Regions from separate parts of the Homo sapiens genome. Here regions 1 and 2 are each linked to region 3. Evidence: chromatin loops called from intact Hi-C (ENCODE). Cell type or tissue: heart right ventricle. All regions are shown on one strand. Each heading gives the region's core, and the rest is flanking DNA. Links, peaks and the distances in the headings are about the cores only.

What was found. A loop is a pair of places that touch in the nucleus more often than their neighbours do. Peaks named below come from ENCODE experiments on the same cell type or tissue, not always from the same donor. Only the 100,000 strongest peaks of a DNase experiment are listed, where the experiment ranks them.
Region 1: a loop joins it to region 3, with 12 times the contacts of the local background. A loop is called at or near these places in 28 of 110 quality-filtered maps.
Region 2: it touches region 3 in a loop (7-fold over the local background); 15 of 110 quality-filtered maps call a loop at or near these places.

Annotation. Positions count from the first base shown.
Region 1 is chr2:107,927,117-107,937,708 of GRCh38, reverse strand. No RefSeq gene overlaps it. Among named protein-coding and RNA genes, the nearest start is that of SLC5A7, 54 kb to the left of the region's middle. In heart right ventricle, for the core only: a CTCF peak has its summit at 4,519 (motif pointing right); no DNase peak of the experiment used is centred there; H3K27me3 peaks cover 429 bases.
Region 2 is chr2:108,190,014-108,200,605 of GRCh38, reverse strand. All of the region lies in intron 1 of LINC01594 (long intergenic non-protein coding RNA 1594), which reads left to right. Among named protein-coding and RNA genes, the nearest start is that of LINC01594, 23 kb to the left of the region's middle. In heart right ventricle, for the core only: a CTCF peak has its summit at 5,574 (motif pointing right); no DNase peak of the experiment used is centred there.
Region 3 is chr2:106,634,089-106,644,680 of GRCh38, reverse strand. No RefSeq gene overlaps it. Among named protein-coding and RNA genes, the nearest start is that of CD8B2, 150 kb to the right of the region's middle. In heart right ventricle, for the core only: a CTCF peak has its summit at 6,457 (motif pointing left); no DNase peak of the experiment used is centred there.

The DNA of each region.
Region 1 (10,592 bases), core at 2,314-7,313, 1.3 Mb before region 3:
GTCAAATATCCATCAACACAACATCATATAGAACATAAAACTTTCATTAAAATTTGAAGACCACAACGTTTCCCTAAATAAAATAAATTAGACATATGAAGTTGTTAATCACCATTAAATGCCTTGAGAAACAAAATAGAGTTCAGGAAGTAAGATCACTTACAGATTTACAATAGTTTACTCTTCAAAGAGACAATACGAATACACACTGCATTCAAAAAGTTCAAATTTACCAATTAAACGTAGGCTGGAAGCAGATAAAATTTATTTAACTAATTTGCTTTGACCAAATATCAAACAAAATAATAGTCTTGGGTCTTCCAGCTTGATTGAAGATGAAACTCCCAGTTTTAGTCTGTGAAACAAAAATCAGATCCTTTTCAAAAACAAGCTTTTTAATGTTAATTGTGAAACATTATTTGTAAGAATTTTCACATTAAATAACATGACCTTGCCATGCTAGCTCGAGTTCGTTAACTCACACAGCAGAAACATTCATGGAAACAGCTTCAAATTCCTACCAGCTCTCAGCAAGTCCTCCAGATCACCCAGTCTCATATCCTTACCCCAAAGAATGAACAAGTATACTCTGCTGACATTAAGAGAATCCCTAATTGCTCCTATGAATAGTGAATTATCAATAGGATGTAATCAAGGGGATTCTGATTTTCTAGCCACTTGTTTTAAATTGTTTGTTGGGGGAGGGGGCAAAAAAGAAAAAAGGTATCACGTCGCCCTCTGCTGGTGAACCCACATAATTAATGAAAACAGGTTAAGATTTGGGAAAGATAAAATATTTTACTACTGTTTACTAAATCAAAGGTCCTGGGTGGTTCCACTTAATTATGTGAAGATAAGTTTAAATCTTGACATAATTTTATTATATTTATTTTAAATTTTATTGCTTAGCTTTTGTATAGTCTATTTTTAATGAAAGCAAGGCCATCACAAACAACTACCCCAGGTTGGCATCGTTGGGTGTATAAAGGAAAAGAAGGTTTTTCCCATTCTGTCTCAAATCATGTGATCTGGCTTTGTAGATTAGCAAAGTCTTGAGCACTACTTGAAATTGACTTGAGAGACTCAGAGGTATGAAGAAAATACTTCAGCATCAACTGTCAGATAAGGCCACAAGCTCTCTTAGTAACAGCAACACAGTATGAATTTAGCAAATCACTTATTGTCTCTTGGTCTGTATTTTCTCATTTATAAAAAAATGAGTTAGAAGGCCTAGCAGATCTCTAGGTTTTAAAAGATTGTAAATCCATAGTTTTTTATTTTATTTTATTTATTTATTTATTTATTTTTTTGAGACGGAGTCTCGCTCTGTCGCCCAGGCTGGAGTGCAGTGGTGCGATCTCGGCTCACCGCAAGCTCCACCTCCCGGGTTCACGCCAATCTTCCTGCCTCAGCTTCCCGAGTATCTGGGACTACAGGCGCCTGCCACCACGCCTGGCTAATTTTTTGTATTTTTAATAGAGACGGGGTTTCACCGTGGTCTGGATCTCCTGACCTCATGATCCTCCCGCCTCGGCCTCCAAAAGTGCTGGGATTACGGGCATGAGCCACCGCACCTGGCCCATCGTTTTCTATTTTTAAAATTTTAAGTATACATTTAATGAAAAGCGTAAGCTCCCCCCCAACTTTTTTTTTTTTGGACGGAGTCTCGCTCTGTCACCAGGCTGGAGTGCAGTGGTGCGATCTCGACTCACCGAAACCTCTGCATCTCGGGTTCAAGAGATTCTCCTGCCTCAGCCTCCCGAGTAGCTGGGATGACAGGCACGCACCACCACGCTCAGCTAATTTTCTTTTTTTTTTTCTTTTAGTAGAGATGGGATTTCACCATGTTAGCCAGGATGGTCTCGATCTCCTGGACCTCGTGATCAGCCCGCCTTGGCCTCCCAAAGTGCTGGGATTACAAGCATGACACACCGCGCCCGGCCAGCCCTCTCTTTTAAAGAACTGTTTCCCCTTTGCTCAGCCCCACTTAGAAACAGGTGGAGCAGCGTGTTCCCTTCATAAGCCACCAAGAAGACCGCAAGCTCAGACTCAGGGAGAGCAGAAGGAGGCCCATCCCATGCTCTGGGAACAAACAGTGCTGTCAGAGGGTGGGTCCCATAGAATTTTGTGAATTTGCTGGTCTCTCTCCGGTCCTGTACAGACACATTTCCTTGTGTTACCACATTGGCCTATAAGAAGCTGCCCACCTTCCTCCTGTCAAACTTTAACTCTCTAATCATCCCTTTTGAATCAATTTTCAAAAAAAATACCAAAGGTCAGTAAAAGATACCACTATCCCTCCAGGTTATCTCCCAAATACCCAGGAATCAACTGAAAATCATTCTGTCTCTCATATCTGCACCATATTGCTCTTCTGTGACCTCACTTTCTCCATCTCTGTCATCTCTCTAGTCTAAGCCACCATTGTCTTTAGCCGGAGCTCCCGAGCGGCCTCAGATCCGGTCTCTGCTTTCACTCTTGCCCTCTCCTCCGACTGTCCATTCTCCACTTATCACCAGCCAGTGTGGCTGTCTTCAGAGGTAAATCAGGCTTTGTCGTCTCCTACTTATTAACTTCCTTCAATCACTTCCACTGCACTTAAAATACACCCCAAACTCCTTATCCCCCTCTGGCCCTGCTTACTTTTCCAATCTCTCCTGATGCACCTCCCCACAATCCATGCATTCCACCCACTGACCTTCCTTCTCTCCTTCAGGCTCAGTGCTTGTCCTGGCCATACCTTTTGCAGGGGATGCCTCCCGTCCCACCTCAACTTTTTACTTGCCTGCTCCTTCTTCATGTTCAGTTCTGAACTCACGTATCAGTGCCTCAAAGAAGCTGTCTGTGACCAGCTTCTGCATGCTCCCCTCACCCTGTCCCTTTCACCTTTTAACATGTCACCCTATTTTCTAGGGCTTATTGTAAGCCAAACTCCCTGGTCAGTAAGCCACTAGTTTGTTCCCTGTCTCCCAGCTGGAAGCTCCTGGAGGGTAATAACCTTGACTCTCCAGTTTTCCTGCTGTGTTCAAGAGACCTAAAAGAGTTAAAAAAAAAAAAGTGCTCCATGTAAGCACTCAATGAGATTTTACTTGATAAAGGAATGCAGAAACAATGGAAGATACTGATCTTAGCATCCTGTGAGATTCAGAACTATTGAACTTATAATTATTGCCATTCTTGGAGGCTGACTTGGAGACTAGTCTATAAAGTCTCACTCATGTCTTCAGGTCTTTCCTGGGCACCTTATGGCAGATGGGTAGCTCATGTGTCCCTCATCTAGGGAAACTCCCTGTGTTTTTCCCCGCTGTTCCCTCTCCACCTGTGTTTTCTCTTCTGTGTGTTTTCATATCCACTGTGTTTACTTTTTATCTTCTATCTTATTACATAGTATTGCTATTAATGAAATATATTTGTGACTTCTCTGCTAGACTGAATGTCTTGGTAGTAAAGGTCACTTTTAATTTGTTTCTGAAGGCTTAGGAAAGCCTCTGTACAATATATATGACAGATAAATGGTGCGTAAGTAAATGTGAAAGTGTACTAAAAATCAGAATCATGGTGTTTCTCAATGACAGTATGGCAGGACGTATAACACGGAATGCCCTTGAATAATTTGAAGACTATCACAGTTTATAAACAAAGTTAATGTGTAAAGCCATGGCACATGATAACTGTAATTAAATAACACTGAAATATTATTTGATGCTATCAACATCTCTACCCCTAGCAAGCTTTTCCGTCTTGTTTTGCTGTAGACCTCCACCCTTATCTCCATGATGCCACTGTAATCTCTGATTCTGTGCTGGGAAACCCATCCTTTTAAGGTGCTTATAATTGAGAGCTTGTAAACATGTCTTTAGTGAAGCCTTCCTAGTGTCATTTAAAGTGGACATTTTCACCCGTCCTCTCACTCACACACTTCACATGTAATATGAGTGCATAATGCAAGTGCTTTTGTGTTCCATTTTTCCTTTCTGTCAACTTGTAGCTCAGACATTTGATAGGAACTTGTTGAATGTGATTGGCATGTAGTTCAGCTTCTTCTGTTCCTGTAAGATTTGTCCTTATCTTGAGGAGCTTGGCAGAAAGCAGGGGCCACGATTTCCTGACATTGTGTCGTCTCTTCTCTGCGTTCCCTTGATCTTTTAGAGGGGCATAGGCATCACGTTTCCTGCATTCCTAGGAAAAACCACCCAGTTCTGAAGAGCCAGCTCTGTCTCCGAAAAGCTTGACCAGTGCTGATCATAGTTGCTCTACTGTAGTATCTTGACTGGATATTCCCAATTTATTCTACACTACTTCTAAAGATCTCATTATTGGTATTCTAAAAAAAAAATGCACAAAACAGAAGATAAAGATAATGCCCAAACTAAGAGAAATATAGGACTGACGAGCAAGTTACCTTGCCATTTAGCGTGAGGAGCCTGGAGTTCCCTGTATTTTTTCTTCTTCCAATTTAAACTTTTAGCCAAACCAGTTACTTGGGTTTCTTCTGCTTTGCTGCATTTGAATCAGTAGAGGGAGGCAGAGGAAAAGGCTTCAAAGAAACTAAGACAGAAATTACACAGAAAACTCAATATCTGTGTAGGTTAGTATTCTGTACCTTTTAAAAGACAACTTTGAGCCCAAATGTCAAATCTAATGGTGAAGCAAATTAGAATGCTTGTTTTTCCAGGCCCTCATCTTGAGGATAAATGTATTACGGATAATTTAGTAAATGCATTCATTGGCTAGGAGTTGATTGCTGATTGAATTTGATGTCTTCTGTTTTTGTGTCAATTAAAGACATTCACAAATAATTATTTTGTTTCTTCTCGTCTCCTTTCAACTGAGTTTTCACTGGAAATATCCCGAGAAAATCAATTCCTTACTGGTCTCCCAAATTTCCTCTTATGGACAGTAGAATAGCATTTTTAAAGTTTTGAAGTTGGCATTAAGCCATGAACATTGCTAGGAATCAAAGCATATAGTTCTGTTCATCTACCATATGAGCTAATGTGGCAATGTGCCAATTACATAGCCAAATCCTCCCCCTTATCCCTTTTAGGGAGTGGATGACTCAATCTTTATATTTTAAAAAGAAAGAGATCTTAATGCTTCTGGCCACAGAGTTGTGCCTGAGATTTGAGTTCCCTTCTGTTATTTCGCTGAGCCTGCCCATGAGCCTGCCCATTCAACAGTCCCTACACCTCTGTCTCTCTGAAAAGGAATCTGAAAATGGTAGGGTGGCTCTGTTTCTCAAAAAATAAACAAATAAATAGCAATGACTGTACTTACTCTGAATGTAGTGACATGGTTGACTTTAGGCAAGATTCTGAGAAGGTGATATTTCTCTTCAATGTATCTCCTTTCTTTTCCTCTCCTAGGTACCCACAGAGAGAAATATCTCTCCCTCTCTCTCTCTCTCTCTCTCATCCTAATAGCTCTAGGTTTGCCCTCTGCAATCCAATATTCCAGTCTGCATTACTCTTGAATCATTTAGACATATTGATTTGATAGCCTGCATTGTAACAGGAAGGCCATTATGTATGAAATAAACGTATATTGAGTTGGTTCTAAAGTTTTACTCTGTGACCCCTTCAATCAGAGCTCCTTCCACCCCACATTCCTAGGGCCTGTGTCCCCAGTACGGATCTGTAAGTACTGGGATACCAGCCAATATATACTGTGATCACTGATTGTTCTTTTTGGAGTATTATTCCTTGCCCTGGATCTGTGTAAGTTTTCCCAGAAAGACTCATCTGTTCTGTAGCTCATTTCTCCTAAAACACAGCAAGCAGCCTTATGTTAATACATGTCAAGGTATAAATGATTCATCAAGCCTTGACATATGACTTTTTAGGGGTTTTGTAGGTTTGTGGGATCTTTCTGGCTACATAGGCATTTTTACCCAGAGGGCTACATGTTGGACAGTTAAATTCTGAGCATGAGCAAGCCACAAAGCAATGTTCCTTGTTCTTTGCTTTGTTTCTCAGGCTTCTCCCTGTGCATCTCTTCTCTCTGTGTTCAAACTCAGGCAAAATGCATGATCTCAGTGTGTCTCTCTCTATGCGAATACAGAAATGAGTAGTCTGGATGAAATGTGCTCTTCTTTCCTTTCACATCCCGGCACTGCAAAGCCTTGCCCAGTTCTGTCTCAGATATAGGCCAAAGCCTTCTACGAAAGTATACAAAACTGGCCCATAGATTAAAAAGTCCTCTGGGCCTCTTCTTTAATCTCCCTGGGGTAGTGAGGCAAACACATCTGGAATGGGCTTTAAATATCTGCAGAGAGTTCTGTTTAAAGAAAGACTGTGAGCAAGCGAACACGGTTCCTGCCCTCTGCCTCTCAGCTTTAAGAGGAAATGGAAAGAACTGAGGCAGGAGAAAATGGCAGGCCTCTCCCTCAGGCAAGAGTCACCACCTGGAAGCTGAATTGTGAAAAGCAAACCTGGTGTTTTCTCCTTTCCCTTTAATTACAGAACAACCAGCATTTCATTTCAGTGTGCAATGGAATACTGTTCCTCTTTCATTAAATATGTACGTTCCATCAAATATGGATAAGCAATGGGCCTTGCTAGGGAACAGTGAGTTACAGTTTTCCAGTCTGGCCTAAATTATTTATGTTGGTTTTATGATCTAGAAAGCAAATGTATGCATTCCTAATACTCTTTCTAGATGTTTTACATTTTCCAAGTAATATGTAACAAATCCTTTCATTTCAACCATGAAAAGCCATAAGCCTATTTAGTACATTGCAGAAATGAGTAAGCCATTATTATAAATCAGAACCCATAGCCAGATCCACACAACTGTCCTCCATGTATCCCTTCATGTTTGACCCATTCTGGTTTGAATTTTCTGTTGACTCTACCACTGTGGCTTATTGGTTTGATATACTGTTATCTTTCTTAGGCACAGGAGGTGGAGTTCACTTAAAATACAAGTAAACTAATTGTGGCTTCTGTGCAGAAATGATAGATAGAAACTTTAAAACGTGTAGTCTTTAGTGAGAAAAAAAAAAGCAAGCAAAGAGAAACAGTAATTCATATAATCATAAAATGTGATTAAATCTAGCACTGTGAGTTAATTTAAAATACTACCCAGTGTAATCAATATTTTATTTTTATGATCTCATAGCGGAAAATGTGTTTTCTTTGCTAGAAGCTTTGTAGTTTTATTGGCTATGTCTAGGTTTATAAAAATGTGAAACATATTTGAAAAAAAAACCCTTTCCCCCATCCTAATAATCTAAAACTGAAATTTAAAATGTAGATGATTAAACATACTATCTCCTATATGGAATCATATCAAATCAAAAGTCATGTATCATTTCTGGGGTTACTAATGAGGAGGAATACTAGGGCATAGATTTCATTGCTTTTATTAAACTAATGAATATTTTATTCCTGAGAGTATTTACATTACACGTAGGATACATATTCTCTGCAGATGTATTTAGGTTATTCAATATTTAACAACATTCTTCTTTTTATGACTCCCTTCATGTGTATGTGTAACTAACATTTATATAAAGCTTTACATTTGTAAGACAGTTTCAAAATGCATTATCTCATTTCATCTTTAGCATAGCTTTGAGGTAGGAATCACTAGCCACATTTTACAGATGAGGAAGCAGGGACTTGGAGAGATTAAATTTCCTTGCTAAGCTTACACAGGGTAGAAAGTGGCAGAGTGGGACACGAATCACAAATTCAGGTCCAGGTTTTGAGTCTGGTGCACTTCGGCCCCTGCAAATGCCATTGCCTTTTGAAGCTTTCTCATCTCAAGGATGATATGCAGATTTACAGGTAGCCCATGTATTCTTACTTTTTCCTCACTTCTATATCTAAAATTACCTATTTGTTATTGGGGCAAAATGTAAAATGAGTACAAAATTTCCATTTTAAAATTTTACCAAACTAGTTCCACACTCAGCCCACATTCTGCTCTTATTGAGATGGCTTTGCATCTGCTTGTCTCCTCTGCTGGCATGTGAATTCCTAGAATGCAGATGTATTATTATCTTAATCCTTGCTATGCCTAGATCAGTGCTTCATATACGTATAGTTGATGTTCAAAAATGTTTGTCATTGATAATGCAGAAAAAGCTAAGATAAAGCTAATGTTCTCTGGATGCTAAGCTATATCTAGCTTCCTTCCATTTGTTGAGTTGAAAATTTTATGCCAAACATACAAACAATTTGAAACCAATTAAACTAATTATTAAAACTAGACTCTTTTTACTGTATCTTAGATTTAATAAAAATTTACATGTTGATGAAATTACAGTTGAAAGAGGTCTTAAAGATCCATTTTGCTTATCTGTTTTCTGAGATTATTAGAAATTTGGATGTCTGTATTTACAGAAGGGTTTACTAAACAGCAATCAATCACTACTGCACATAGCATCAGCCTGCTGCCTGCTATCTCCCTGGCTCTTTGAGATTTGGGAAACAATAAGGTGCTCTCACCGGTCCACCCCTAGGGCAAGTTGGGCATTTTCTGAGAGTGAGTTTTGTGGAGTTTGCCCTTGTAAAGCTTGGATAGGAAATCTCTATTTAAGACACATTCTGTGTCCAGGAAAACTGGTGTTTAGATTTGAACCGTTGCTCAGTAGTAACTGATAATTTGAATACTGCACTTAAAAATTTCCCAAGTGGCTTATAATTATTAACCTGAATAAGGCTTATGTTTTCCAGGACTCATCAGTGACTATTCCTGTGCCTCTTCCTAAATCTTAAATCTCTCTTTTTCTGTTATGAGTCCACAAACCGGTGACCCATGCTAAACATTTTAAAAACTCTTCCTTCAATCCTGTTGCCACCTCAGGCAACTACTCTAATTGCAGTCATTCCTGCACTTCCAGACTTTCTAGAGGAATAGACTGTCTTCTTGGTCCTCACCTCCTCCCCAGCGTGTTCCTTCCATCCAATGTGACCTGAGATGTGTGCCTACTACTACTGCAGAGAGACGTTTAATAAGGTAGCTAAGCTCTTTTAATTGCCCAACTTAATCAGGAGCTGAATTTTCTCACTTTAAATTTCTACTAAATTTTAATAACGACACATTGCATATTTCTAGACACATAGGAAGTACAGGAAGCATACAACATAATATATCCACAAGTGAACCATCCAGAGTATAACTTGTGTGAATATTTTATCATATTTTCTTCAGTACTCCCCCACTTAAGGAATAAAATGGTTCAGTACATCTAAATGCTGACCATGTGTTCCTTACTTGCAGTATCTTTCCTATTACACTTTCTGCAGTGCGTGCTGATGATCGATTCTCTCTTTAGAACATGCAGCTTCTCCTCAACGCTGCCATGTCTCCTGTATTCTCTTTCTGTACTTTCTAGCTGTTACTTTTCATTTGTGTTTGTTTGTTCTTCCTTCCTCACTTGCTCCTTAACAGTTGGGATCCTCACATGTTTTATCTTGGCTCTGATGTCTTGTTGCTTTACCATAATCTAGAGATGTGGTCCACCTGTCCCACTTTATTTCTGTGTGCCTCACATTTCCTCAATGTATGTTTCTAGCTTTGACTATTTTATTTGAGCACCATTTTCATGTGACCACTAGACAGATTTCTGGGTATGGTACAGCCTCATCCAAATCTGACCTGCTAGTTTTTCATGACTTCATGTATTGTACCTTTTCCATGGACCAAATATTTGTGTACCTCCAGATTTACATGGCGAAACCTAATCTCCAAGTTGATGGTATTAGGAGGTTGGGCCTTTGGGAGGTAATTAAATTATGGGGTCAGAGCCTTCAGAATAGGATCTGTACCTAATAAAGGAGGCCCAGATAGTTTGTTTACTTTCTCCGCCTTGTGAGGCTATGGGGAGAAGATGGCTTCCTGTGACCAGGAGGAAGGCCCTCCCCAGATATATAACCTGTTCATGCCTTGATCCTGGACTTCTCAGACTCCACAACTTGAGAAATAAATATATGTTGTTTATAAGCCACCCATTGTATGATATTCTTTGATAGCAGTCTGCATGGACTAAGAGACCTGCTAAATGGCAACTTCAGTATCCTCCCAAGCTCTATTTTTCCTCATTCTTCATTAGTGACCAAATACTGCAAGTCTACGTCAGGAACTTTTCCTAAATTTAGCCTGCTATCCATTATAACTACTACTGCATTAATGATCTTCCTTATCATATAATCTCAGCTTAACCTACCATCTGCCTTCTAATTTGTTTTTCTCACTAGATGTTTTACACTCCTTATCATCAATTATCTTACAGACTGCCAGAATATCTTCAAAAATAATTCTGGCCATGCACTGCTAATACTTAAAAATTTCCATTGACCTCTGGTCCTACAAAGAAACAAAGGCATGAGTTTTTTGTTGCCATGTGAAGACCTTCACACCTGCTTATTTTCCCTCTCACTGTCCCTGCTCTGCCTGTCTCACTCTTCGTGCACCTGGTCTCAATCTGCACTGAGGGCACCCTTCCCCACCAGGCAAAGTGGTGCTGGCCAGAGTCTCTGAGTCAACATGCCAGACTCGATTCTTGTGCAACACTGGCCTCCCACCTCCATTCTAAACATAGAGACGAGCTGCATAATTTATGACAGCAAAAAGTAATAAGCAAA
Region 2 (10,592 bases), core at 2,455-7,454, 1.6 Mb before region 3:
GTCTGCCTAACTGATTTTTCTTTTTCTTCTCCCTCACTATTCCACTGACACCAAAATACACTGTTTTAAGTATACACTTAGGTGGTTTTTAGGATATTCACGGAGTTTTGCAACCATTACCACTATGTAATTCCAGAACATTTTATCACCCCAGAAAAGAAATGTTATACCCATTATCAGTCGATCCCCATTCTGTAGCAAGCTGTTTTCAGGTTCATCCATGTAGTTGTATATATCAGTACTTCATTTCTTTTATGGCAAATATTCCATTGCATTGTTATACTACATTTTGTTTATCAGTTGTCAAATTCAAATTGAATAAAAAGGAAAATTTCTAAATTTGAAATGTTTTATTTGGGAACAAGAATTGCAATTTGGGACACACCACAGACTGTGTGGTCTTCAGTATGTCTGAAGAACAAAGACAAGATTCGAAGTTTTATAAAAAGGAGGAATGTTACATAGTGTTCTGAAAGAAAGTTCATTGGCACTAGTAAGATTTTTGGGAGCTGGCAAGCTCTGATTGGTAAATGACAATGTTGGGTAAAACTACTCTTAGAATCACAGCAGGCTGTTTCAGCAGCCATTGGATTAAACTGGCTTCATGTTACAGCAGACAGCTTTGGCATCCAGGCTTGCAAAGAGTTACATTCTTGGAGTAAAGTTTTATTCCCTGGGTGATTTCCCACCTGTCCTGTGGACTCTGTTTCAGTTGGTATGACAGGAATTTCCCTTGTGACTAATGATATTGAGTATTGCACTATTCTATAGGCATGCTATGAATTAACAAAAAATTTAAAATATGCTTTGCTTTTATTTTTAGATACATAATATATTATGATATTTGGTAATTACTTTGCCTGAGTTATTGTTTTTTTTTTCTTTGAGACAATGTTTGGCTCTATCACCTAGGCTGTAGTGCAGTGGCAGGATCTTGCCTCACTGCAATCTCTAGCTGCCTAGCTCAAGCCAGCCTCCCACCTCAGCCTCCTGAGTAGCTGAGACTACAGGCATGCACCACTACATCCAGCTAAATTTTTTTTATGTTTTATAGAGACAGGGTTTCACTATGTTGCTCAGACTGATGTTGAACTCATGAGCTCAAGCGATCTGCTCACCTTGGCCTCCCAAAGTGCTGGGATTACAGGCTTGAGCCACCACACTGGGCCTTGCCTGAGTTTTAATGTTTTCATCGGTACCTACCCTCATAACATATTTTTATTTAATGTTTATTATATGTATCTTTAATACTATATAACATTATATATATTTTATTGGGAATCTGTTTAATTTAGACCAATTTGTGTGTGTGGAAAGGAGTAAAATGTCATTAAAATTATCTCAGCATTTAATCAATATACGCATGACCCGTGTAGCTATATTGTCAAAAAATCCCTCTCCCTTAATCTAAAGAAGATAGGAATAGTAGAAATTCAGGCAGAATTTCTACTATTGGAGAATTGGGGAAGAAATGCCCCAAAATTAGATTAGAAAATGGAATTTGGCAGATTTTTATAGATTACTAAAAGCAAATGATGCCACAGATTTAAATAAGACTAAAAAGTGATTTAATGTGGTCAATAGATACATAAAATATTCAGTAAAAATATTAAAAAAAATTTGCTTTATTTTATTCACTTTTACCAGAAGACATCTCATAGTTCTAAAACACATGTATATAGTCCTGAATAATTTACACTATTTACCTTAAACTATTTCCAGAGAGGTGAATTATTTGCTATCCAAAAAGAATTACTGATACCCCTAATAATTAGCAAACACTTAAAAAATACTTAATACTGATGAAGGTTCACTTAGATATTCAAGAATTGTTGATGGAATGTCAAATTGGCATACATTTTTTAAAATAATTGAGCCTTGTGTGGCCATGAGTATAAGATTATTGACCCAATAATTATACATCTGAAAACAAATATTTATTTATTTTATTTTATTATTATTATTATACAAAGGACATGAACTCATCATTTTTTATGGCTGCATAGTATTCCATGGTGTATATGTGCCACATTTTCTTAATCCAGTCTATCATTGTTGGACATTTGGGTTGGTTCCAAGTCTTTGCCATTGTGAATAGTGCCACAATAAACATACGTGTGCATGTGTCTTTATAGCAGCATGATTTATAATCCTTTGGGTATATACCCAGTAATGGGATGACTGGGTCAAATGGTATTTCTAGTTCTAGATCCCTGAGGAATTGCCACACTGACTTCCACAATGGTTGAACTAGTGTACAGTCCCACCAACAGTGTAAAAGTGTTCTTATTTCTCCACATCCTCTCCAGCACCTGTTGTTTCCTGACTTTTTAATGATTGCCATTCTAACTGGTGTGAGATGGTATCTCATTGTGGTTTTTGATTTGCATTTCTCTGATTGCCAGTGATGATGAGCATTTTTTCATGTGTTTTTTGGCTGCATAAATGTCTTCTTTTGAGAAGTGTCTGTTCATATCCTTCACCCACTTGTTGATGGGGTTGTTTGTTTTTTTCTTGTAAATTTGTTTGAGTTCGTTGTAGATTCTGGTTATTAGCCCTTTGTCAGATGAGTAGGTTGCAAAAATTTTCTCCCATTCTGTAGATTGCCTGTTCACTGTGATGGTAGTTTCTTTTGCTGTGCAGAAGCTCTTGAGTTTAATTAGATCCCATTTGTCAATGTTGGCTTTTGTTGCCATTACTTTTGGTGTTTTAGACATGAAGTCCTTGCCCATACCTATGTCCTGAATGGTATTGCCTAGGTTTTCTTCTAGGGTTTTTATGGTTTAGGTCTAACATGTAAGTCTTTAATCCATCTTGAATTAATTTTTGTATAAGGTGTGAGGAAGGGATCCAGTTTCAGCTTTCTACATATGGCTAGCCAGTTTTCCCAGCATCATTTATTAAATAGGGAATCCTTTCTCCATTTCTTGTTTTTGTCAGGTTTGTCAAAGATCAGATAGTTTTAGATATGCAGCATTATTTCTGAGGGCTCTGTTCTGTTCCATTTATCTATATCTCTGTTTTGGTACCAGTACCATGCTGTTTTGGTTACTGTAGCCTTGTAGTATAGTTTGAAGTCAGGTAGCGTGATGCCTCCAGCTTTGTTCTTTTGGCTTAGGATTGACTTGGCAATGCGGGCTCTTTTTTGGTTCCATATGAACTTTAAAGTAGCTTTTTCCAATTCTGTGAAGAAAGTTATTGGTAGCTTGATGGGGTTGGCATTGAATCTATAAATTACCTTGGGCAATATGGCCATTTTCATGATAGTGATTCTTCCTACCCATGAGCATGGAATGTTCTTCCATTTCTTTGTATCCTCTTTTATTTCATTGAGCAGTGGTTTGTAGTTCTCCTTGAAGAGGTCCTTCACATCCCTTGTAAGTTGGATTCCTAGGTATTTTATTCTCTTTGAAGCAATTGTGAATGGGAGCTCACTCATGATTTGGCTCTCTATTTGTCTGTTATTGGTGTATAAGAATGCTTGTGATTTTTGCACACTGATTTTGTATCCTGAGACTTTGCTGAAGTTGCTTATCAATTTAAGGAGATTTTGGGCTTTGACGATGGCGTTTTCTAGATATAAAATCATGTCATCTGCAAACAGGGACAATTTGACTTCCTCTTTTCCTAACTGAGTGCCCTTTATTTCCTTCTGCTGCCTGATTGCCCTGGCCAGAACTTCCAGCACTATGTTGAATAGGAGTGGTGAGAGAGGGCATCCCTGCCTTGTGCCAGTTTTCAAAGGTAGTGCTTCCAGTTTTTGTCCATTTGGTATGACATTGGCTGTGGGTTTGTCATAGATAGCTGTTATTTTGATACTAATTCATTTTGAGACCACAGTTTATATACAAAGATGTTTACTGCATTGTTAAATTAAAATGCAAAACTGAAAAATTATCTCAGTGTTAGAAATTGTTAAATGAGTCATAGCACATATTTATGATGTAATATTAATCAGGCACTAAAATTACATGTACAAATAATTATTGATAAAATATATGAAATTATAAGTCATTATTAAGAAGTTTTTATGTTCCAGTCACTAAATAAACATTTTACATAGGTTAGTGCCAATAAGCCTATCAAGAAACCTATGATGTTAGTGCTATTAGTATTCATATTTTATAGATGAGGAAACAGAGGTACAGTGGTGGTAAGTAACCTGCAGCTAATAAGAGGTATAGTAGGGATTTGATCTCCATTTTTATGATTGGAGTGCTTGGATTTAACCACTTTGCCATTTTGCTTCTCTCTAGATCAGGGAGTATAAATGTTTTATTCCAAGTAATAAGGCTAATAATTATTAAAAGCAGGCACTGTGTCTGAAACAGCAAATTCAAAGATAAGTTTCTACAACCTGGTTGCTTGTGGCATCTCAAAAATCTCAGATAAAGGGAAATCTGGGAAAACTGGTGGGGGATTATAACATCTTGAAATATGTTAGAAATCATAAACATGGAAGAAGGAGTGGACAGGCTTGAGTATTATTATTATTATTATTATTATTATTATTATTATTAGAGATGGTCTTGCTTGGTAGTCCAGGCTGGAGTGCAGTGGCGCTATCTGATCTCTGCTCACTTCAACCTCGCCTCCTTGGCTCAAGTGATCCTCCCACCTCAGCCTCTGGAGTATTTGGGACCACAGGCCCCCATGCCCGGCTACTTTTTTGTATTTTTTGTAGAGATCGGGTCTCGCCATATTGCCCAGGCTGTTCTCAAACTCTTGAGCTCAAGGTGATCTGCCTGCCTGGGACTACAGGGGTGAGCCACTGAGCTCAGTCTTGAGTACCTTCTAAGAGCAAAATTACCACATGTAGATCAAAATTTTAAATGAATTTTAACAAACTGTTTTAAATTCAGAAATTTACACAACTAGAGCCATCTAGTTATTAGACAGGAAGTCTTGAAAAAAGTATAATGGAAACATTTTGGCCAGCTGTAAAAAGACTCTGTTTTTAGAAATACTGTGCTAAGAATTTCTGCATGAGATAAAGTTTCTTTTAAATACCAGGAGTCTGCCAAAATATCAGGATTCTTCAGAATTTTAACCTAGGCATAAACCATTAGAAACAAAGAATATTTGTAAAGCAATTGACATTGTAACTATTTGCCATTAAAGACAAAATGCCTCCTAATTTTATAAACATACATATCAAAATATGTATATGGCATACAATAAGTAAATAAATATTAGTTCTAAATATATATAGAAATAACTACATGTATCTTTTAGCAACAGGTGGCATCCCTCAAGGGTGTCAGTAAACTGCAATCTAGTCTGGCCTGTTTTGTATGGTCAGTGTACTAAGAATGATTTTTATATTTTTAATGGGTTGCTAAAATAAGACAAACCAAAACAAAGAGAATATGCAACAGAGACTATATGTGCTCTAAAATGCTTAAAATATTTACCCTTCAATCTTTATAAAAAACATTACTGATTCCTGTTTTACATTTAATAATTTGATATCACATAATGACAATTTTTTTTCTCTACAAGATTAAACAATATTTTGTTGTCAAAATTTATTTGTCTAACGGCCAACAGAATTGTAAAATAACAGTTTGGACACTAGAGGGAGACTTTACATTTTTCTTTTTGATTTTCAGACACAGAATGTTCAAGTGAATACACTCATATTAAACTTGAGATAAATTCAGATTGATTTGGTGTTATCTTTTCTAAGACAACACATCACAGATGATACCGGTAATGAAAATTTTCCTTGAATTTGCTTTCCATAGCTGCAGCAACAATGGTATGTTTTTCTAATCTGGCTAATGGCATCGTACCAGATTCCTCTTATGCCCCTCAGACCCACTTATCCTCCCCCATCTCTCATTCTAGCTCTGTCTGGGCTCTCTACAGGTGCCACCTAGCCGTCCTTCACCTCCTGCCCACAACACACACTCAGCCGTCTTTCCCAGAAATGCCCAGGTGTGTGCAGCCCCAAAGTATGGGGAGTTCATATTCTAAAAGGTGTTTTTGTATTTGCCTCCTCTGAGGGCCAGCCATCGCATGGTCTTTACATGGCTTTTTCAGGTATGCTTCCACTAACTGAGCAAGGGCTCAGTTTCCACAGTTATCAAGGGCCAGCTGCGTAATGTGTCCTTGTTTTGGCTCCCCTGCCTCTTCTGTTTTACTAGCTTTGTTCCTCATTTCTGCTATGTGGGAGTGTGCTTCTAATAAAATAATGGTTCATAAGCTATGTTAGGCTCAGCTTTTTGAGAAAGTCAAGCTAAGAGAAGTAATGAAGGAGAAAAGAAAAACTCAGCTTCATTGTTCTGGAATCCATCTGGTTGCCTGGATTTTGATGTTAGAACACTTGAGATGTTTCCTTGTTTTTCCACATGCTGGGGAAAAGTGCACTGTGCTTGAAATGTACATTCTAAACATAACCACTTAGGTCACAAAATAAGAAAATCAAGTTAACATCCACATAACCCAAATGAATCCACCACCAATTACTGCTAACTCTTACTTTGCTTTTTTTATTTTTCTGGGAATTTCTCACATATTTCGAGAAGGATTATCTACGATTATAAAACAGGATCTTTCTCTCTGGCCAAAGATACCCTAAAAAGCTGAGACAATCAGAGCTCTTTCTGAGGAATTTGGATTTTTAGTTGACTGCAGCTCAGTTTGCACCTATTCTGTGGCTCAGATAGGATGCAAGCACACTTTTATATCACCCCAAAAAACAGCACTTTTATTATTAAAGTGGAGCCTATCTTTTCATCAATGAACAAGTGGCGTTATATATTGCTTCCAATATGGAAAATGTAAATTTTTGTTATCTGTTTACTAGTTTTTCATTTAAAAAAATCCCTTGACAAGTTTTTACACATAATATTGTTACTAATATTTTAAGACTTTACTGAAGAATAGCAGACAAACAGAAATGCATGCTAATTATAAGAATACAACTGATTACATTTCACAAAGTGAAGAAATCTTTGCAACCAGTACCCAGATTAAGAAAAATAACATCACTGTCTCCCAGGAAGTCCCCCTTATGTTCCCTTCCTGACCTACTCCCTTCTTCTCCTGACATCAAAGACAGCCACTACTGTGATTTCAAACACTATTCTTTTTTTGAACTTTAAATGGAATCATACAGTGCGTACCCTTTTGTGTCTGGCTTCTTTCGTTCAGTTTGTCTTGGTGATTCATCCAATTTGTATGCAGTTGTATTTCATTCTTTCTCATTACTTAATAGAATTCCATAGTGTAAATAAACCTTTATTTACTTTTACTTTATTCAACCGTTGAAAGGAAGTTTCTAGTTTTTGGTTGGTTGTGTGCAGTTAGCAGACATTGCCAAAATGTTTCTCAAAGTGGTTGTGCCAATTTATAAACCCCTAAGATGTGTAAGAGAGTTTTATAGGTATGTTATAACACTATATGGTGGTTCCGCTTTTTATTTCCATAACAATTAATGAAATCAAGCACCTATTTATTTATTTATTTATTTTTTATTTTTTGAGATGGAGTCTCACTCCGCTGCCCCAGCTGGAGTGCAGTGGCACAATCTCGGCTCACTGCAACCTCTGCCTCCCAGGTTCAAGTGATTCTCCTGCCTCAGCCTCCCAAGTAGCTGGGACTACAGGCGCACGCCACCACGCCCAGCTAATTTTTGTATTTTTAGTAGAGACGGGGTTTCACCATATTGGCCATGCTGGTCTTGAACTCCTGACCTTGTGATCCGCCTACCTCGGCCTCCCAAAGTGTTTGGATTACAGGCATGAGCCACTGCTCTCGGCCTCAAGCATCTTTTTATATGTTGAGTGGCCATTTGGATATTTTCTTTTGTGAAACAGTTTTCTACAATGTTTTCTTCTTTTTGACTTGTAGAAGTTACTTACATATTCTGGGTGTTTGTCCATTGTGAATTGTGATTATTTCAAATATCTTCTCCCAATGCATAGACCTGACATTTCACTCTTTTAATTGTACCTTTTGAGAGACAAATCGATTATTGTCCAGTCTATCAATGTTTTTCTTAGTAACTGCAGCTCTTTTGTTGTGCTTGAGAAATCTTCGCTCATTCCAAGGTCACAAGGATGTTCTCTTATGTTTTCTTCTGGTAGTTTAATTGTTCTACTATTCATACTCAGATCTCCAGTCTATCTGGAGTCTACTTTTTAATCAACTGTGAAGTAGGAATCAATGTTGACATTTTTCATGTGAAGGTGTAATTGACCCAGAACTATTATTTGAAGAGACGTTTCTTTTCTCTTTGCACTACAATTTACCTCCACCATAATAAAGTGTGGGGATGTGTTTCTAGATTTTCTGTTTAGTTCCTTTGGTTTATTTGTCTCTGCTACTGCCCACAGCACACAACCTTAATTACTATAACACAGCTTTTCTGGGAATTGGTTTGAGACCCTGTATTTAGAGTGTGGACTCTAAAGATTATTTTTGAAAGAATGTAAGTCTTTATTAAGTCTTCTGATATGCAAACATGACATATACCTCTATTTAGATTAACATAATAATGCAGAGATCTTATATGATATCTTTTGTTAGATTTATTTATGGATATTGTCGTATTTTTAATTTCCAAAATATACATTCCTTTTGTGTGTTTTTGGTATACGAGGATACACTTACTTTTACATCTTTTCGTACTTTAGAACCTTTGTTAATTTGTTTGTTAGTTGCAATATGCCTGTAAATTCCTTCAGATTTTCTACATATACAATGTGATGTCTGCAAATAATGATTTTTCCCTTTTGTCTTTATAATTCTTATTTCATTCTCTTACTTCATAACATTGATTCATTCTTCACTTCTAAGTAGAAAAGAAATTGTTAAAGTGGGTATCTTTATCTCCACCTTCATCTCAACATTTCATCATTAAGAATTATTTTTTAATTAAAAAAATCTTTACCAGTTTGAGGAAGTTCTCTTTTATTCACAGTTTGGCAAGAAAGCTTGGATAACTGGCTAGCCATAGGCAGAAGAATGCATCTAGACTCCTATCTCTCACCATATAAACAAACTAACTCAAGATGGATTAAATCTTTAGATATAAAACCTCAAACTATACAAATCCTAGAAGAAAACCCAGGAAATACCATTCTGGACATTGGCCTTGGCCAAAAATTCAGGACTAAGTTCTCAAAAGCAATTGCAACATAACCAAACGTTGATAAGTGGGATCTAATTAAATGAAAGACCTTCTGCACAGCAAAAGAAACTATCGACAATGTATACAGATAACCTACAGAAAGGGAAAAAACATTTGCAATCTACACCTAATAAAGTTCTAATATGAAAAATCCACAAGAAACTTAGACAATTCAACAAGAAAAAATGGATAACCTCACTAAAAAGAGGGCAAAGGACATAAATAGACACTTGTCAAAAGAAGACACATAAGCAGCCAGAGAGCATATGAAAAAATGCTCAATGTCATTAATTATCAGAGAGCTGCATGTCAAAGCACAATAAGATACTATTGCACACCAATCAGAATGGCTATTATTAAAAAGTCAAAAAATAACAGATGCTGGAAAGGATGTGGAGAAAAAAGAACACTTATACACTGTTAATGGGAATGTAAATTAGTTCAGCCATTGCGGAAAGCAGGGTGGTGATTTCTCAAAGAATATAAAACAAAGCTACCATCTGACCCAACAATTCCATTATTGGGTATGTACTCAAAGGAAAATAAATCATTCTGTAAAAAGACACAAGTGCCCATATGTCCATCACAACACTTTTCACAATAGCAAAGACATGGAATCAACCTAGATACCTAGATCCCCATCAATGGTGGATTGGATAAAGAAAATGTGGTACATATACACCCTGGAATATTATACAGCCATAAAAAAGAATAAAATTATGTTCTTTGCAGCAACATGGATTCAGTCAGAGGCCTTTATCCTAAGTGAATTAATGCAGGAACAGAAAACCGAATACTGCATGTTCTCACTTATAAGTGGAAGCTGAACACTGAGCACACATGGACATGAAGATGGGAACAACAGACACTGGGGACTGCTGGAGAGGGGAGACAAGGAGGGGAGCAATGTCTGAAAGACAGCCTATTGGGTACTATGCTAACTTAACTGAGTAATGGGGTCATTTGTACCCCAAACTTCAGCATCTTGCAATATACCCATGTAACAAATTTGCACACGTACCACCTGAATCTAAAATAAAAGTTGAGATTATAAAAAAGAAATATGTTAAAAATAAAATAAAATATCAATAATAAATATTGAAATTTATCACTTCTTTTCCATCTATATTTACTTATTTTTTCTAGCCATTTTTATATTCCTAGGATAAAAAACTTGTTATCATACATTTATAAATTGTTGGACTTTGTTCACTAATTACAAATATTTTTGTTTATGAAAGAAATGGCAAGTAATTATTATTGTAATATCCTTGTCAAGTCTTTATATCAAAGTTATGTAGGCTTCATAAAATAAGCTGTGAAGTCTCTCTCCTCTTTTCTATGTGATTTTATGTAACAGTGGTGCTATTTGTTACTGAATTGTTTTTAAAAAGTCACCAGTGAAACCTATGGGCCAGGATATATCTTTGCAAAACGGTTTTAAAAATCAAAT
Region 3 (10,592 bases), core at 3,633-8,632:
CTCTCACCTCCTTCAGGTGTCCTGGGGGCCTACGTGCTCTGGTCCTACTGTCTTCCCCACCACCACACTCAGCCACAGCAGCCATTTCCCTTGTTCAGAACCCTAAGTTATTCCTGCTTCAGGGCTTTGGACTGTCTGTGCCCTCTGCCTGGAGCCCTTGTCCCCACTCTGCCATGGATGGCTCCTTCCTCTTTATCGGATCTCAGGGAGGCTTCCCCGACCTCCAGTCTGAAGGGGCTCCCTGTTCTACCCATTACCTTCTACTCCACTGCCTTATTTTATTTTCTTCAAGCACTGAATTCTGCATAAGTGGTATTATTTTTTGGTCTGTATATTTGTTTATATTGTTGCCTTCTGCCACTAGAATGCAACCTCCGTGAGGGCTCCATCCTGTCGACTGTATGGGGCGTCCTAGCTCCAGCAGGTGGTGGCATTTCATACGTGTTGTTCAGCAGATACATTCGTGAGCCTGCAAAGCACCTGTAACCCTATTCCTAACCTAGGAGGTGTGCAGCGATTGTTCAGAGTTAACCGATGAATAAATCCATGTTTTGAATATATGAAAAAATATGCCTTTAGTGCAGATGAGTAGGAGTATACTAACTGGATGTTTCCTTAAAGAGATAATTTATCTTTCATTTTCACTTTTGCTTAATCTAAATTTTAAATTACTGATCAGATGCAATCAGTTTGGATTACACTCATGAGCATGATTACAACAAGGTTTTGTTTTTTTAAAAGACATTGTCAAAAATATTTCTAGGTCTCCTCCTTTAAGGAGCTTTAGGTCTTATAAGAAAAGCTTCTCAAAAATATAATGCTAGGAATTATATTTATAAAATTTTTTTGTTAGTTAATATTTTTATACTAATCGAAAATATAAAATACAAAATGTAAACACAACATGATCAGTAAGAAACCCTTACAACTGTAGTAGACACCAAGAGAATACAGGTGATGATATGCTTAGATGAAAATAAATGTAACTTCCAGGTCTCTTGCTGCAAGGGGCAATACAGCTTGCTTAATGAGATATCAGTGAAGCTTCTGGGAAGGCGATAATTTTCCCAGTGAAAAGACACCAGTTCATCTGGTTCATCATAAAGATTCATCGTGTGCTTGGAGGTGGTACCACCTTTGGATAAGGCTTTTGCATAAAGCCACCTTTGCATAAGGCTTTTCGAACTCTGCGTTCACAAGCCTTATGCAAAGAACAGAGCAGAAAAATAAAACTGTTTCCAGGCCGGGCGCAGTGGCTCACGCCTGTAATCCCAGCACTTTGGAAGGCCGAGGCGGGTGGATCACGAGGTCAGGAGATCCAGACTATCCTGGGTAACATGGTGAAACACCGTCTCTACTAAAAACTCAGAAAAATTAGCCGGGCCTAGTGGCGGGCGCCTGTAGTCCCAGCTACTTGGGAGGCTGAGGCAGGAGAATGGCGTGAACCCGGGAGGCGGAGCTTGCAGTGAGCCGACATCAGGCCACTGCACTCCGTCGCCTGGGCGACAAAGCGAGACTCCGTCTCAAAAAAGAAACAAAAAACAAAAAAAACTGTTTTCTTGGTGGCAACTGCATATAGCTACTCCATCCTCGGGTCCCTGCCTCTAGATGTATGAGGGAAAAAACAGCTGCCCATTTGGTTAAACATCTGTAATAATGATTCATTTATGTGCAACTGAAAACAACCCTAAACTGATATAAAACAATGTCCACAGAAATGATAATGTTCATTTATTTATTCAGCCCACAAATATTTGTTCAGTGTCTGCTTTGTGTCAGACACTATGCCAGAAGCTCTGTAAACACAGAACAAGACACATGGCTCCCACATCCTGGAACTCACATAAGAGTAGGAAGACCAGGCCATTTACCCATGAATTCAAAAAGGTCAACTCTTGGTACATTCATTTCTGTATTTTTTTCTTTCCAATAGTTTCTACTTGCTTCATTAGTCAGGGGCATTGCATTACAGCAGGAATGCAAAGGACAAGAAACAGTTAATATCCTGATTTTAAACTTCCAAATATGGATCTTGATCACAGGGTAAAGGGTGGGATAATCCAAATGATAAAAAATGATTTAAAAAAATGAGAGGAGACACTGTGAGCCATAAAAAATAATGTAAACGGAGTGGAGAGAGAGGCAAGAGCTTCCCTTTCCCAGGAAAACAAGAGAAGGGTTTTATAGGGTAGGTGGTGAGAGAGAAGGTTGTGGGAGCAATGTGGGCAGATGTCAGGGGCTGAAACAAGCAGACAGATCCTGGGGGAAGGAGGGAGACGGGAAGGAACCAGAGCTGAGAGAGGACATGACCTCCAGTTCCAGGGAGGAAAAGGAAATCAAGCTGAGGCATGCTGGCCGCCCCCTATTTGGGGGAGCTCATCAATCCAAGGCAGACTCCTGCGTTCTTCTCATCCCTGCAGGAGGAAGGCTTGGTAACAACAGCTGCCCGCACTTCCCCTGTGGATTATCCAGCAGCACACGCATAAGCTTCCTGCAAGGGTTGTCCACTGAGTAAGCCCAGGGGCATCATTCTCACACACTGTGTTGGGCATGATGTCTCCTGTAAGTGTGCAACACGGTGTCCCTGTTCATGAGGATAGCCCCTTCATGATAGGCAAGGACAAAAAGTACCCCTCATTAAAACAAAACAAACAACAAACAGTGTAGGGCCTGGAACAGCAAAGAGGCACAGTGGTGTAGAAAAAGAAGGCCGTGAATATTGGAATGAGGGAGAGGCTGACTTAAAGTAGTGGGTAATTCCATGTCTTCTGGTATAAACTTTTAACAACACCTCTGGGGTGACAGAGGTCATCAGCTCTCTGGCCTCTACTCCATTCTCCTTTCCATGGACATGCAACTTGTTTTTTTCAACTACCCACTTCATCTAACCTCCTAAGGCCCCATATTCCACCATGCACTCCAGCAACCTAGCAGGGAATTAGAGAATCTTTTTTTTTAAAAAAAGTACTGGGATCCTGATGATAGCAAGGCCAGGCCCAGCACTGGTACATCGCAGAAGGTGCAAACTGGTACAGTGGTTTCAGAGATTCATACCCCACAGGAAAAAGTTTCAGGACTTCATTAAGAGCACTTGATCATCAAACCCTAGGAGATTCTTCCCCCTGACCCTTCTTAAGGGAGAGGCTTTCTGGGGGAAGGGTGCCAGCTCTGCTTTTTCCACAGGAAGAGTCACAGGCAGTGAGCCAGCCATGGTCTGCGGATCCTTCCAGGCTCTCCTTCCTTCCCCTCTGTGTGTTTCTCCATCACTGAACTTCTCAGAACCTTAGTGTCCATCTTGGCTTATGCCTGCTATCTTGACCTATGGCCATATTTTTGGTTTTGAACCACTTGCCTCAACTGAGTCCTTGCTGTACCTTCAGGACCCTCCTTTAGAATTCTCACCCTGGTTCCATACATCAACATGGTTAAGCAGCCCACCTTGTACCCCAGGATATTATGAAGAAGGCCTTGTGTCCATCTGAACAAACCCTGTTGGGGAGGGACATTGATATCACTTATATAATAAGAACAATACAATTATCTCCCCCAACCCATTCCCCACACACTAATTTTACATTGATTTAAGTTATCATTTGATTTGCAATTGTCTTTGCCCTAGGTCTGTCGGCTCCATGAAGAGTGCAACTTTTTGCCCACCAGCGTATCCCTAGTACCTGCTGTGTAGCATAGCCTCAATTGAATATTAGTCCTCAAATTCACTTCCGTCTTGTTTTACATGCCAGTAAAACACTGATTATTTCTAACAGGCTCATCCAGAATGACAACCCATATTGTGTTCAAGTAATTAGGTAATAGTAGTATACAATCTTTAGTTTGTGTAATTTCCTTAGAAAGATCATTGAAGTCCTCTACAATAGCCCACGCATAGCTTTCTTTTCTCTGGACATAATGATACAAAAAAGCAAAGGGTAAAAACTCTGTATCTTTCTACTGCAGGGCTTTCTCAGTGCTAACCTGCGGCCCAGACATCCTATTCTCACCTAACAATTTTAACCTATACAAGAGGGCTCTGGATCCCATAACAAGGAAGCTCTTTCTAAGCCAGATTTTCTCAGCCACAGCCCTGTTGACATTTTGGACTGAATAGTTATTTGTGGCAGGGGCTTTCGTGTGTTGTAGGATGTTTAGTGGCATACCTGGACTCTCCCCACTGGATGTCAGTGGTAGCCCTTCTCCCAGGTGTGACAATCAAAAAATGTTTCCAGGTGTTGTCAGATGTCCCGAGTGGGGCAGGGGACAAAGCTGAGAACCACTGCTCCGACCCAGGAACACTGATGGGATCCCATGGCTAGCACGTGCTGGGTGGTCAATAAGGCCTTTACTTGGAAGGACTTCTAGGAGAGCAGTTGGCTTTCAGCTTTCATCATCATCATCATCATTCACCTTGGTTACCGTCCCCAGAGATCCTTCCATAACAAGGGATCTCATCTTCCCATTCGCCTGCTTGGGAAGATTGTGCTGCTTCTTGTCACACTCACAAGAAAGAACCTTCTCAACTCAAGGTTTCATTATTTCAAAGCGTATACTTTGGGGAGAAGAAAGACGTTATTCTATCTAAGAGACATTTTTGCATACAAGGAAAATTACCTAGGGCGTTGTTTTCTCAAGTGAAGGTGAATCGTTGAAAGGAAGAGAAGGGATGAGACCAATGATTTAGAGAGAGTGGATGTTTTCTCCTGTTTAGCAGTGAAGAACACAGATTTATCTCTTCCACAGATACTAGTTCCAAGAAACATCAATTTAGTGGACTATATATATTATATGTATAATATCTGTAACATGATATATGTATTATATAACATGTATTCTAATATATATGACAATAAAGTTTAATCATTTCAACAACTTATAGAAGAATGTTTATCATAGGGCATGCTAGCGTCACTTCTATTTTTGCCTGTTGAATTAGACAAACGAAAATTATCCAAAAACTTTAAAAATCTAAAAATTAAATAAGGTTAGGAAATCAAATCAAAACCAAACTTCCATATCCATATTTATTTGTCTTAAGAATTTCTAAACCTCTAAGTGAGGGCAGTTTTAAAACTGTTGATCACAAGATCAAGTCACTTGTTGAGGCCATTGTTTTATAGATGAGGGTTTTTATTTGTTTTTGCTTTTTATTTGTCGGGGAACAGTTCATGGGTTTTTTTTTAAAAGGGCAGTGACTTATTTTGAATGTGGAACAACTTATGAATTTGCTATGAAAATGGCTATGAGTAGAAAATATATACATACATTAAATTAAAATAAATAGTTATAAATCTTACTTTGGCCAGTAATTCAGGTTGGATGATGGTAGGGTTGTTTTGGTCAACCTTCAGTACAAAGGGAAGACTATGGGAAAAGCTACTATGTTTCAAGCACTGTGCTTGATTTTTTTTTAAAGCTGTCACTTATTGAGTCTTCACAATTCCAAGAGACAGAAGGCACAATTTTTAAATTTTACAGATGAGAAAGTCAAGACCCTGAAACATTGACTCCCTAGCTACGGAGCTAGGATAAGCCAAACAGTTCAGCTCCAGAGTTGCTGGCCCAACTGTGATATTAAACCACCTTCTGCGGCTCTCTGAGACACTGGCTGGGTGTGTGTTTTATCAGTAAGTGAGGATTTGTGACATTAATGACAGGCAGAGTAAATAAGACTAGCACCATATTATTCATTCTTCCTCCTGCCACCACTTGTCCATTGTCAATATAACAGTATTTGGAGAAAACCAATCTCAGATAATTGAACATACAAACAATCTTTCCTCTAAATTGATAGTTTCTAGAGCCAGTAGCTGTGAAAGAGATGAATCTATACTTTCACTGTCATCCAGGAGATAACACACACTCTCTAAATCCTTGGTCTTGTGTACTTACTTCCCTTTCTTTCAAGAGTTCACCTTCACTTGAGAAAACCATGCATTGGGCAATTTGCCTTTTTGCAAAGAGTTATCTCTCTGTGAGATTAACTTCTCTTTTCTCCCAAAAGTATATGATTATAATGACCCAAAATGACCTTTGCTTTTTAGAATAGACTTTTTTTTTTTTCTCTGAAAACAGATATACTTTAAAAAGATTAATGCTGGCTTCTGCACTCTCTTCTGTGGAGAATAAAAAAATCTGTCCATTCTCTAAATATTTTCAGGGTAGATTCTAAATTCCCTTTAAAGGAGAAATTCAAATTCCCTTATTACCATAAGAGAGATTTTATTTTACGTAGCTATTGGGATATTTACCTCTAACAACAAAAATAATCCAATTTCTCTGAACTTAGGGATTAAGATTTCCTGTCACATTTCCAACAATGAACAAATCCTAGGAAATATGATTCCAAAATAAGCTACAATTTAAAACGTAATAATTATTTTAAGTAGTATCTCACCCATCATTTCTCTCTTCTAAAAGGAAAACTGATTTTAAAAAGATGCAACATTGCCACCTAGTGCTCTGCATACAAAGTATGAAATCATTATTAGAAAGATGCCAGTAGAAGAAATTTCACCTTTAATCCTACACTAACCAGAGTACAGTGAATACATCAGTGCATAAATAGGAAAAATTTCACCACATAGCAACTTTGTCCCATAGTGCCTATAGCATAAAGGTGTAGGTAGGATTTAATAAACTGATAAATTTAAGTCGTTCCATACTATGTATGGAATGTTTACAGATATGTCTGCAAATTTTAAAATGTACTTATTCTTTCCCAACTTCAATTTCTACTTATATTCCTTCCACAAATAGTTCATCCTGCCTATGACCACCAGGTAGAATACAAAATTATGCAGTTGGGAATTACAAAAATCTTTAAAAAGCACTCATCCAGTTTATGCTTTTTATAGAGGAGGCTGCTGAGCCCCAGAGAGATGAAGTAGCAACCAATCCATACCTCCAGGGAATGGCAGAATTGGGACCCGAAGCCGTCTCAAGAGTGCCTGTTTAAAGAACTTTCATGTGCTCCCCTACATGCCATTTTTATCATGGCTGACCAATGTCTTGCGGAGTCAACTGTAAATTCCATCACCTAGCTTCCAACGCCCATACCCTCAACCTTCATACTTCATAGATTCAAAAAACTGCAGAAGACGAACAGGGGCATACGTGGCAGAAGCCATGGGTTCAAGACATTAGGGAGTGACAGGGACTCTGTTTAACTGATGTGACCTACCTAAAGCATTTGTCACAGTGTTTGCCATTTACTTTTAACTACTTCAATACAGTTAGTGTAATATTAGGTGTGTTCACTCAAGCTAACAAGTTGCTGAAGATAAAAATGTGTAGATCCAGGACAACCCACCAGTTTCCTGATTGGCAGCACAGTGGCTGCTATAAGAACTCCTGTTATTCACATCACAGCCAACACTTGAAACTTTTTTTTTTTTTTTTTGAGACAGAGTCTCACTATGCTGCCCAGGCTGGAGTGCAGTGACACAATCTCAGCTCACTGCAACCCCCACCACCCAGGTTCAAGCAATTCTCCTGCCTCAGCCTCCCAAGTAGCTGGGACTACAGGCGCATGCCACCATGCCCAGCTAATTTTTGTATTTTTAGTAGAGACAGGGTTTCACCATGTTGGCCAGGCTGGTCTCAAACTCCTGACCTCGTGACCCACCCACCTCAGCCTCCCGAAGTGCTAGGATTACAGGCATGAGCCACCATGCCCGGCCCACTTGAATCTTTTCTAATGATCCTACTGAGTATCAGGGAGAGGTTTTCATCGGAGAAGACAGTGACCTGTCATAGCATGATGGAAGTTAGAAATAGGCTGTCATTGGGAAAGATAAATGTACTCAAGATATGTGGATTGACTGAAATAAACTAGGCGCTGCCTGTCTTTGCATCCATGGAGTATATCCAGAGAGACTTGTATCTGTTACATCCACTTTGTCCCTAAGGAACCCTTGTTCAGCCATCAGTTCCCTGATGCCAGCTATAAGGCTGGAGAATCCTGCTCTGTAATGTTGTTGTGCTAACCTAGAGTTGTGGACAAATCCTTCCTGCAAGTGGTGGCCTGAGCTCCAAAAAGACGGAATCCACAGGCTTCATTGAGCCTGTAAGACAGGCCATGTGGTTGTTCAGTTAATGCAGGTATGAGAGACTGATTTTTTCTGAGGTTTGCTCTTGTTAACGCTTGGTAGTAAAGCGAGTATGAAGCTTTAAGGGAGAAACTAACTCTCCTTACCCAGCCCAAACTTCTTCGTGACGACTATACAGTCCAGAAAGAAGGGATTAAGAATTGTCAATGACCAGGTTGGCTTAGGTCCTTTCCAGGCAGAATTCAAAATTATATTAAAAACATTGTGCCACTGCAGCAGATTGCATCCGTGAAGCAAACACTTTAGTGCTATTTAAGCATATGCAGGGCCAGCTACACAATTGGTAGGGCCCAGTGCAAAATAAAAATGTGAGTCCCCTTGTCCAAAAGTCATTAAGAATTTCAACATATAGCAGCAGCACATCAGTCAAGTGTCAGGCCCTTCTGAGAATAGGGCCCCATGCAACTCTAGGGGTGACATGCCCATGAAGCCAATCCTGACCACATGGAATACTTCTCCACCCCCACCCTAAACCTAACTCTCTAGGCCAACCTCACATTTTCCCATTTGTTTATTCAACAAACTCTTTTTGAAGACCAAGCTCTTTGGTACCCTGGGGATGCACAGCTGAAAGACACTGCCTCAGAGAGACTTCATTCTACATTCTGTGTGAATCTCTATGGCCACACCCATGCCTCTTCCTGGGACCTCCCACAGCATTATCATCAGTGAGATAGGTCTGAGCATTTTATTGTATTATTGCTGCTTATCTCCATTCAATGTCTAATTTCCCCAACTGGATCATAAACCCCTTGAAGCCAAAGAGTATGAAACATTATTTCTTTGCACTCTCTGTGGAGTCTACATTGAGCTACACATCTGAGGAATGTTTAGTAAATGATCCCCCAATTGGACAGGTAGAAACTGATAATACATCTCTTCAGACCTAACGAAGTCAGTTTAATATTTTTCTCACTTGAGCAACGGCATCTGCCTTCTGTTTTGCCCACGATTTCTGTTTTGCCACATGATTAAATTTATTTCCCTAGACAAGCAATCAATAAAAATGTATTATGTACCTACTATATGCCAGATATTGCACTATGTATTGAGAATACTATGTTAAACAAAACAGAGTCACTGCTCTCATGGAGCTTGCAGTTTAACCTTAAGCTCAGAACTTTGGCCAACAACTCTGTGAAGGTACGAGTCTTTTCACAGGTTTAAATATCAATACACCTTTTTCTACTTCCAAATTAATTTGATTCATAATAAATGCTGAGAGGAAATATGAGTTTATTGTCAGAATTCCTGCTTTGTCTTTCTTCAACTGCACTCTATAAATCCAATGTTAATTCTTTTTAAGATTTACTATCTCTTTGATACCAACATCTCAAGTCACTTCTGAAATAAAAGAGGGGATTAAATGTATACATACGTTAAGAACACTTGTAAAAGTGTGTACTAGTTTGCTAGCGCTTCCATAACAAAGTACCACAGAGTGAATGACTTAAACAAGAAAGATTTATTAGCTCAGTTCCGAAGGCAAGATGTCTGAGATCAAGGTGTCAGCCGGGTTGGTTCCTTCTGAGGGCTGTGAGGAAGACACTGTTCCATTATCTCTTTACTAGCTCTTGGTGGTTTGCTGGCAATCTTTGGCATTTCTGGGCTTGTAGATGCATCACTTCAATCTCTGCCTTCCTCCCTGTGTGTGGTCTGTGTCCAAATTTCCTGTTTCTATAAGGATGCTGGTGATATTGGATTAGGGCCCACCCTATCCAGTTTGTCCTCATCTTAACTGATTACATCTGCAATGACTCTGTTTCCAAATAAACTTCCATCCTGAGATATAAGGGACTAGGACTTCAACATATGAATATTGGTGGGACACAACTCAACCCATAACATGTAGTGAGATTGACATGCTAAAGAACAGACTGCAAGAGGGAAGGGAGACACGTGATGATGGGTAGGAGAGTCCTTTGGAATGAGGACGTAGTCCCTGATATAAGAAATTACTCATCTGAGTGAGATATTACGATTCCATATGAGAACCCAAGACAAAGAAAAGGAAGATGAGGGAGGAGGAAGAAGGGGAGAAATTTAAAGAAGGGGGAAGACAGAAAAAGAAGAGGAAGGGGAGGAAGAATCTGGATTAAAATTATAATTGAGCAGAAAAGAGACATTTCTCTTCAGGAGTAGGAGAGGTCAAAGTGAAAATCTGAAATGCACTCCACCAAAATTCTGGTTAGGTAACAGATATGTGTATATTTACACACAGAGGCAACTCATAGTTGTGTAATAACTGATGAACAATTAGCTTCATAGAGCACCTTGGGCCATGTAAAGAAGTTCCTAAGCCAAGTCAAGGCCAATGAAATATGTGGTCAAGATCCACCGGGCATCCACAGCTCCACCCCATTCTTCTGGGACATATTTACATACTTTTTACTTGTATTGTTTTTATTCTTTCACCAAGAAAATAATATTGTAACTATAGCATTCTACTAAATACCACATTTTTTCATGAAAACCCACACATACCTT